2 separate regions of the Homo sapiens genome follow, and region 1 is linked to region 2. A link is a loop called in an ENCODE intact Hi-C map of the cell type or tissue named here. Cell type or tissue: IMR-90. All regions are shown on one strand.

What was found. Peaks named below come from ENCODE experiments on the same cell type or tissue, not always from the same donor. Only the 100,000 strongest peaks of a DNase experiment are listed, where the experiment ranks them.
Region 1: it touches region 2 in a loop (2.1-fold over the local background); 14 of 110 quality-filtered maps call a loop at or near these places.

Annotation. Positions count from the first base shown.
Region 1 is chrX:30,657,530-30,662,529 of GRCh38, reverse strand. The region is part of intron 1 of GK (glycerol kinase); the gene reads right to left. Among named protein-coding and RNA genes, the nearest start is that of GK, 6.6 kb to the right of the region's middle. In IMR-90, no CTCF peak of the experiment used is centred here; DNase peaks (open chromatin) are centred at 3,019 and 4,479; H3K27ac peaks cover 1,841 bases.
Region 2 is chrX:30,568,293-30,573,292 of GRCh38, reverse strand. The region is part of intron 2 of TASL (TLR adaptor interacting with endolysosomal SLC15A4); the gene reads left to right. Among named protein-coding and RNA genes, the nearest start is that of TASL, 7.0 kb to the left of the region's middle. In IMR-90, a CTCF peak has its summit at 2,587 (motif pointing left); a DNase peak (open chromatin) is centred at 4,972.

The DNA.
Region 1 (5,000 bases), 89 kb before region 2:
GGATCTTTGGAAGAGACACAGAAAACAGAAGGATTTTGGTAAATTCTATTTGCTGTATTAGACCATGAAGCCATCCAATCAAACAACATTTGGATGTACCAGGATGGAGCCTAGACCTCCCTACTTCATCAAAGCTCTGAAACTTAGGAGACTGACACCACCTTAGTGTATGTAGCCTGTCCAATAGAAATATAACCCAAACCAAAAACGCAAGCCACATACTAATTTTAAATTGTGTCATTAAAAAATAAAAAGAAACATATGAAATTAATTTTAATAACACATTTAAGCCAATATATCTATAAACTATTGTTTTGACATGTGATAGATATAAAATATTAATGATTTGTTTTTACTAAGTCTTTGGTATATATTTTACACTTACAGTCTACTCAATTCAGACTAGCCATATTTAAAGTAATCAGTAGCCACATGTGGCCAGTGGCTATTGTACTGGACATGAAGTTCTAGAGTACTTTTTTCCTCATATATCTAGGTTCACATGAAGCCTTCTGGCCATTGATTTGTCTGCAGATGGCCAAATGTACAAAGAAGGCTAATGATGTTTCCACAAGACTCTATGGTAGAGGATAATTAACTCCACATTAAAACACAGTACCCAGAGGCAAGAATGCTAGTCTGATTTTTTCAAGTACATTTCAGAAATCATTGTCAATTAAAGATAGCAGTGGCTGTATCACTTGCTTTATACAATGTCTAGCCTGGTCATTTGGTTTTTTGCTGGGGTGTTTGTCTGAGACAGGGTCTGGCTCTGCCACCCAGGCTGGAGTGCAGTGGCACAATCTCAGCTCACTGCAACTTCTGCCTCACATAGGGCTGTCAGGGCTATGAAGAGGAGAAAGGACATGTAACCCAGAATTATGAGGGTCTGAGAAGGGCTCTCAGAAGTGGTAACTTCTAAACTAAGACTTCAGGTTGAACAGAAGGGAGTCCATGCGGGACAGTGGGCATAGGACTGCAGGGTGTTCAGGTGGGCGAGGGTGCACAGTACTTGTTGATGAGAAAGGATTAGAGGGAGGCAAGACTGGGACAGGAAGAGCAGTTGCAATGTGTCTGCAGTCCAGGTGAAACATACAGAGGCCTCCACTAGGAGGGCCGCTGCGATGGGATTGACAGAAGTGAAGTGCAAGTGCAGAGAGATTCTTAATTCAGGAGGTACAAGCAGGAAAAAGAGCAACACCCAGGGATGACAAGTTACAGGTCAGTGCAACTGAGTAGGCAGTGTTTACCAGACAAGGGATAGGGTAGGAGCAGTAGCTTCCGGACAGGAACGCATAGGAGATTGCAAATTTTGTTTTAGATAATGTGTGTTTGAGATGTTGCTTGGGCACAGAAGTGGAGATATCCAGTCATCAGTTGCTTCTATTTTAGGTCATAAGCTTAAAGAAAAAGATCCAGGCTGGGCACTGTGGCTCATGCCTATAATCCCAGCACTTTGGGAGGCCGAGGTGGGCGGATCACGAGGTCAAGAGATCAAGACCATCCTGACCAACCTAGTGAAACCCCGTCCCTACTAAAAACACAAAAAATTTGCCAGGCATGGTGGCACGCACCTGTAATCCCAGCTACTCAGGAGGCTGAGGCAGGAGAATCGATTGAACCCAGGAGGCGGAGGGTGCAGTGAGCCGAGATCACGCCACTGCACTCCAGCCTGGTAACAGAGCGAGACTCCGTCTCGGAAAAAAAAAAAAAAAAAGAAGAAAGAAAAAAAAAAAATCTGTTCTCAGACTTTTGTGTGGGCCAGAAAGGTAGTTGACAACGTCATGCTTGGTGTGATGTAGAGGCAAAGAGCACACACAGACCCCGGAAGCACAGAGAGCTGGGGCACATCGAGCTCCAGCCCTGCCCACATCAGCTATTTGACACTTTTTTCTGAGCCTCTATGTTTTTCATTTGTAAAAGGATAATAAAGTAATTTATGAAGAGTATTTAGCATAGAATAGGCACAGAGTATACATCCAAAAGGTGTCAACACTATCATTGTTGCTACTACTGCTACTAATTTTATAATTACTTTTATTACAATTACTACTCCCACCACCACTAATAGATGACAGAATAAGGATTAGAAATCACTCATTCTGAATAATGAATATAGGAAGCCAGTCCTATATTCATCTCTAAACCCAAATCATGTCTCAATTCCAGATTTTGTTTTGGGTGAAGGGCAATTTAAAAAGGAAGAAACAAGGAAAGTGAACATAGAATGAGAATTTAGCTCCGTGCAGACACAGTATATACCCAAAAGATGTAACCACTACTGTCACTGCTGCTACTACTGCTATGTTATTATTATTATTATTATTATTACTATTACCTATAAGTGATAGTATTACAGTTGGAAGTCACCAGGTCTATATTCAGCTCTATGCGCAAACTATGACTCAATTCCAGATTTGGAGGAGGAGAGTAATTAAAAACTGAAAAAACAAGGAAAATTGTTTTTATAAAAAAGTGTTTGGCCAGGCCCGGTGGCTCACGCCTGTAATCCCAGCACTTTGGAAGGCCGAGGTGGGTGGATCACCTGAGGTCAGGAGTTCAAGACCAGCCTGGCCAACATGGTAAAACCCCATCTCCACTAAAAATACAAAAATTAGCTGGGTGTGGTGGTGCACACCTATAATCCCAGCTACTGGGGAGGCTGAGGTGGGAGAATCACTTGAACTCAGGAGGTGGAGGTTGCAGTAAGCTGAGATCACACCACTGCACTCCAACCTGGGCAACAGAGCAAGACTCCGTCTCAAAAACAAAAAATATTTAAAAATTAGCTTCTGAAACAACACATGTATTCTCTGCCTTATAAGAATGAGACTTCTGGGGAGCTGAAATGCTCTCTTTACTAAGTAACTGTCCTGTAGGCTTGCCTCACTCATCCTATGACTAATTCATCTGTCCTATCATAAATGTGCACATTCATTTCCCTCCCCATGTGATTTCCCCACTAGTCTACTCTTTTATGACACACTAAACTTTACCATGTGATAAGACATTATTCAGAAATGTAAACTTCCTCTTGAGAACACCATGATACTACGTAAATGTGAGTGACTGAAAATAAAAATATTAGCCACAAATATGTTCCATGCCAAATTTGACTAGAAAAGGCATCTTCCAACAAGCCACAGAAGTAAAGAAAACATAGCAAATGAAATTATGTTTTTCTTAAAAATGAAATTGGCCGAGCACGGTGGCTCACGCCTGTAATCCCAGCACTTTGGGAGGCCGAGGCGGGTAGATCACCTGAGGTAGGGAGTTTGAGACCAGCCTGACCAACATGGAGAAACCCCATCTCTACTAAAAATACAAAAAATTAGCCAGATGTGGTGGCACATTCCTGTAATCCCAGCTACTCGGGGAGGCTAGGCAGGGGAATCGCTTGAACCCAGGAGGCGGAGGTTGCCGTGAGCTGAGATCACGCCATTGCACTCCAGCCTGGGCAACAAGAAGAGTGAAACTCTGTCTCAAAAAGGAAAAGAAAGAAAGAAAGAAAGAAATTGTAGTAAATGGCATATACATACATCAAATAGAGCTATAGTTTCTGATTTTGACTTTTTCCAAGATGCCTCAAGTTTTATCGGTCTATTCTAATCCAAGTGTTCCAGTCAACACACTTGAGTCCTTGCAGGTCCCTTGCTGCTAATGTTGGTTCATGTAACATGTGTCTACCACATGCCAGATGCTGTGTCAGGCTTTGGGGAAGAAAAAGGACATGGTTCTATCCCTCAAGAAGCTCAAAATTGAAAGCTCTTACCACTTAGTCTTGTGACAGACAAGACAAGAGTGGGTGGCAGCTCTCTGTTGAGAATGTGTTCCTGGTACTTGTGTAATGTGATGGGCAAGGAAACAAGCAAATGTAGTGGAGAAAGAAAGAAACAACAAAAGAACCACAACTTGGCCGGGCGTGGTGGCTCACGCCTGTAATCCCAGCACTTTGGGAGGCCAAGGCAGGCGGATCATGAGGTCAGGATTTCAAGACCAGCCTGGCCAACATGGTGAAACCCCGTCTCTACTAAAAATACAAAAAAATTAGCTGGGCATGGTGGCGCACACCTGTAATCCTAGCTACTCAGTAGGCTGAGGCAGGAGAATTGCTTGAACCTGGGAGGCGGAGGGTGCAGTGAGCTGAGATCGTGCCACTGCACTCCAGCTTGGGTAACACAGTGAGACTCCGTCTCAGAAAAAAAAAAAACAAAAAGAATCACAACTCTACTTATCACAAGAGTGGCCTCATTCCAACTGTGAGCCAAATCAGTTTTACCAAAATTTATTGTTCATTAGTCCCTGGCCCATAATGGGTGCTTAATAAATGTGTTGAATACATAAATGAAGGAAAGAGGAAATCCATCTGTAAGCCTTATGAGATCTCTAAGTATGATGGGACAGCTGGGGCCAAGGGAATGCTTCCTGCCAAAACAAGCACTGAGCTACAATTCTAGTCATTCTTTATATGTATTGTCGGTTGAAACAAAATGATGATGCAACCATTATCCACAGTGACACACCTGAGCCCTGCCTAGGACCCACTGAATTTGAGTCACAAGATGATCATAACCCACAGTACTCATTCAAAGGCAATATTTTTTATAGATTGCAAAACCAATTTATAAGTATGTTTTTCTTGGTGAAGATTCATTCGTGATGATAATCAGAACTGACACTTGATTAATAGGTGAGAAGGTGGCCTCCCCCTTCTCTCATTTCCCCTTCACAGTACTCTACACAGCTGGGGAACCCAAGGCAGTAGTCAGGAGGACTGGTTTCAGAGTATAACAGACCTGGACTTGAATCCTAGCTCCACCAGTTACTCTGTGACCTTGGGCACAATCCTCAGCCACAGTCTAATCACCTGTGTAAAGAAGCTTACTAATACGATCTACATCACAGAGTTATGAGGATTAAATGAGATAATGCTGGAAAAGTCTTCAACATAGTACCTGACACATTTCAAGCCACAACACATTACAAGTCTTTTAAAAAAT
Region 2 (5,000 bases):
CTGCGTGATACTAACTGCTCTTAACTGTACAATAGTGTGATATGTTCTAAGAACAGAACACACACTTTGGAGTTTGTAAACTTGGGCTTGAATCTTGCCTATAGTACTTAGTAGCTGTGTGGCCTTGGAAGGGGTATTTATCATACCTGAAACTCAGTTTTCTCATTTGGAAAATCTAGATAATGATAAAGAGAAAAAAATTAAAAGATTTTTAAAAGGATATGATCATATCTAGATTATGATAATATCTAATCTGCAGTGTTGTTGGAAGGTTAAGGGCTATGCCTGGAAAGCACTCGGCATACAGCTGTCATTATTATGATGCGTATCCCATTTATTGCGTCTGCTTTTTGACTTAGGTCAAGGGTAGGTAAGCCACAGCCCAGGACCAAATTGGCCCCCTGCTTGTTTTTGTAAACTTTAGTAGGAGCCCAGACACAATCATTTGTTTACATATTGTCTATGGTTACTTTCCTGCTAGGCCAGCAGGGCTGCAACAGAGTTTGTATGATTTGCAAAGTCTAAAATATTAACTCTCTGGCCTTGTATAAAAAAAGTTTGCTGATCCCTAACTTAGGTGTTTTAAACGTTCCCCCTTATAAAGTTCTTCTTTCCTTAGGTTTTCTCTTTGACTCCACGCTTGTGTTGTTTAGATGTAAATTAAAAGTGTGTCCTTTGATCAGCATGCTCAAAGGATACAAAATTACAGTTATATAGAAGGAATAAGTTCAAAGGATCTCTTGTACAGCATGGTGACTACAGTTGATGATCTATCATATTCTTGAGAAATGATAAGAAACTGAATATAAGTATTCTCACCACAAAAATAATAACTGTGAGCTAATATATATGTTAATTAGATAGATGTTGCCATTTCACAATATACACACTTCAAAATACCATATTATACATGAGAAATTCATACAATTTTATCTGTCAATTTTAAAAAATCAATCAAAAATGTGTCTATGTGAAGAAGTGATAACAACAGCTTTCTGAAAAACTAAATGCTCATCTAGAAAGAGAACTTACATTGCAGTTTCTTCTGAAAAGCAAGTAAATGATTTAACAAGGCACTGCACTTTAGCACATATTTCTAAGTTGTGAATTTGCACATAAGGTTAATTTTGGCATTCCCCTATCTGTTAATGATTAATGTGGGCTAAAATTGCCTATAACATCTCCTCTGCAAATATTCTCAGGTGTCTTTTCCTTCACGCCTAACCAATCAGGGAGAATTTTATACATTTTATATATGTATATTTTATATGTAATATATATAGCTTTACATATATATAGCTTTATATATATATAGCTTCTCTAAGATGAGAAACAAGAATTCAAGTGACAAAATATCATTGAACAATTAAAGTAATCCATTGGGTTAAATTTTGATGTCTCAGATGAAATCAAGTCTAACAAATATGTTAACATCTGTTTGAAGTGTACCTTTTATATACCCTTGAAGAGACCCAGTGATATCTTATTAGAATTTCAAAAATAATGGAAAATTATTAAGAAAAATGCAAAAATCAGTCAAAATAAACCCAATTAACTTTTCTTGATGTCTCTACTCTAAAATTTGAGGATATTGTGATGTGCAATGCTGTCTTTATTCTAGTGGTGCATTAAAGGGTGCAGTAATGCCCCCCCCCCCTTTTTTTTGAGATGGAGTCTCGTTCTATCGCCCCGGCTGAAGGGCAGTGGCCCGATCTCAGCTCACTGCAACCTCTGCCCATGACCCCACCCCATTCAAGCGATTCTCCTGCCTCAGCCTCCTGAGTAGCTGGGATTACAGGCATGCACCACCACGCCCTGCTAATTTTTTGTATTTTTAGTAAAGATGGGGTTTTGTCATGTTGGCCAGGCTGGTCTCAAACTCCTGACCTGAGGTGATCCACCTGCCTTGGCCTCCCAAAGTGTTGAGATTACAGGCGTGAGCCACCACGCCTGGCCAAATGGGTTTCTTTCTTTCTTTCTTTCTTTCTTTCTTTCTTTCTTTCTTTCTTTCTTTCTTTCTTTCTTTCTTTCTTTCTCTTTCTTTCTCTTTTTCCTTCCTTCCTTCCTTCTTTCCTTCTTTCCTTCTTTCTTTCCTTCTTTCTTTCTTTTTCTGAGACTAAATTTTGCTCTTGTTGTTCAGGCTGGAATGCAGTGGCGCAATCTCAGCTCACCACAACCTCCACCTCCCGGGTTCAAGCGATTCTCCTGCCTCAGCCTCCCGAGTAGCTGGGATTACAGGCATGTGCCACCACGCCAGACTAATTTTGTATTTTTAGTAGAAATGGGGTTTCTCCATGTTGGTCAGGCTGGTCTCGAACTCCCGACCTCAGGTGATCCACCCACCTCGGCCTCCCAAAGTGCTGGGATTATAGGTGTGAACCACTGCACCCGGCCTTGAATGGGCCCTTTTAAGTGCATTAAAGTGGAAGATGAATTGAAGCAAAGGGCCTAAACTAGGAAATTAATTATGAAGATTAAATGTGTTAATATATGTATTTTTGTTTATAAATTTTATGTATTATTACTCTGCATAGCTTTAGAAAGGTCTTTTAAAAGCCTCCTTAGTGTGCTCTCTGCTGCCCTCTGCTGCTAATTTTCAGAAATTAATTTTGATTCTGATTAATGCTCACTTTATTCTTCATAATCTCATTCAAAATTAAAGTTTGATGGTACTCTAGACATAATTTAATCCCACATTCTCAATTTACAGATGATAAGTTGAGTGTCTGAGAGGTTAAGAACATGAACTTGGGCTCTGTTTCCTGACTGCTGGTGATTTTGGACACTACTCAATTTTGTCATCTGTAAAATGAGCATAATAATAGTACCTAAATATTAGAGTTTTTTTGTGATGATCAATTAATTTAGTACATAAAAAGCACTTAGAATATTATCTGGGTTGTAGCTAGTACTATGTTAGCTATTTTATAGATCTGGCAACAACTAAACTAAAACCACTGCTAGTGACAAGATCAGAGAACTCTGGTCTCTTAAATACTAGTGCGTGCTCTCTCTCTTTCTCTTCATATATATGTGTGTGTGTGTGTGTGTGTGTGAGAGAGAGAGTATTTATGTACACACACATATATATTTTATAAAATATATACAATTCTCCATGATTTGTTAAGTGTGAAGGAAAAGACACTGGAAGACGTTTGTAGATGAGATGTTCTAGGTAACATACATATATTTATATATATACACCACATATGTATATTGCCTGAATGAGTATGAAATTAAATTTTGCCTTCAAATATAGATTTTTTTTTTTCTTTTTAGACAGAGTCTTGCTCTGTCGCCAGGCTGGAGTGCAGTGGCGCTATCTGGGCTCACTGCAATCTCCAATCTCCACCTCCTGGGTTCAAGTGATTCTCCTGCCTCAGCCTCCCGAGCAGCTGGGATTATAGGCACACGCCACTACCCCCAGCTAATTTTTGTATTTTTAGTAGAGACGGGGTTTCACCATGTTGGCCAGGATGGTCTCGAACTCCTGACCTTGTGATCCATCCACCTCGGCCTCCCAAAGTGCTGGGATTATAGGTGTGAGCCACCGTGCCCGGCCCGAATATAGATTTTTAAAATGTGACTTGTTCAATGCATCCAAAGCTCTTGTAGTCTTTACAAAGCCCTTGCTGCTGCTCCTTCCTCCTTGTACTGTTCCAGGTAGGCTCCCCATAGAAGAAGTTACAAACCTAGAAAGCTCCTCAAGCCCCCAATATAAATTCCTACTGCCTGCAAGTGGAAGGTGACTTCACTGTGGACTTTAAGTAGCTTCTCTAATGAGCTGCCTACCTGAATTTCCAATGGACAATTACACACTTGCACCCAGACAGTCTATCTCTTGTCAGGCTCAAGAAGAGCTAAGCTAAACCCATTGCTTCCTCCACAGCTCCTCCTGATCTTCCCATTTTGGTCAATGATGGTGCCATTTCCCCTACATACCCACACTCAGAGTTACTTTTGGCTCCTCTCTCTCCTTCACTTCCATGTCTGGGGGTCTTGGTCTCTCAAATGCATTCCTTCTCTTTCTTTTCTCCTACCTCCCTCCTGGTTCCTGTCCCAGTCATCTCAGGCTGGGATGAATCCAACAGCCTCCTAACTTGGGTCCTTAATACCAATCTCACTCTGCTGAAATTAATTTTGCACTTTATTGCCATATTATATCATGTGGTGAATCAGCTTCCTTACCTGCCAGAACGTTGCAGTGCCTACAGGATGAATCAAATGTACTCAGTCTTGGATGTCCCAACTTACCTCCCTGACCTGACCTTATCTCCCACTCCTCCCTCTCAGAAATCTTTTTTCCTTTTTTTTTTTTTTTTGCTGGGGACGTGTCTATCCCTAGACACTAGGATGCACTTTCTGTTTTTCCGTCATCAGACCCACCACTTTACTGGTCTGTCTTGGGTCCTACACATCAGAATGATAGGGTTCTTATTCTGCCAGAATTAAGATACCAGCAAACCTCTCAGTTGACAACCAATAGGAAAAGGGGCCCATTACTGTACTCAAAATAAAATTCTAGGCCCTTTTCCTTCATTGTTATGAAGGAGTGTGGAGATTATCAGGAGTACTTATAAAACTCATCTGCATACAATGAAAGAAGACTCTGTTAGGGTTGATTGTTTAATATGAAGAAAAATAAGATAAATAGTGGGAGACTTGGAGTGTGTCTGAATGGGGATAAGGGGTCCTAAAGGGGGGATTCGGCAAACTGGGACATTTCAAGAAAGGCTCTTAGGTGAGCATGACACTGACAAACAATGCTTGCGCCCCACCTACATTGGTGTCTGTTACTGACCCACATGAAATTGACAACACAAACCTCTTCACTTTTATTGCCCTTCTCTCCTCTGTCTGCAATGTTTTCCCTCTTTTCACTGCCATTGGAATCCTTTCTGTCTGTAGGGCCAAATAAAGGTTAACCTGTCACACAGTCATCTCTCTCTCTTCTTCACCCTTAGAATATGCAATATCTTTAACCACAAACAGCTGTACAG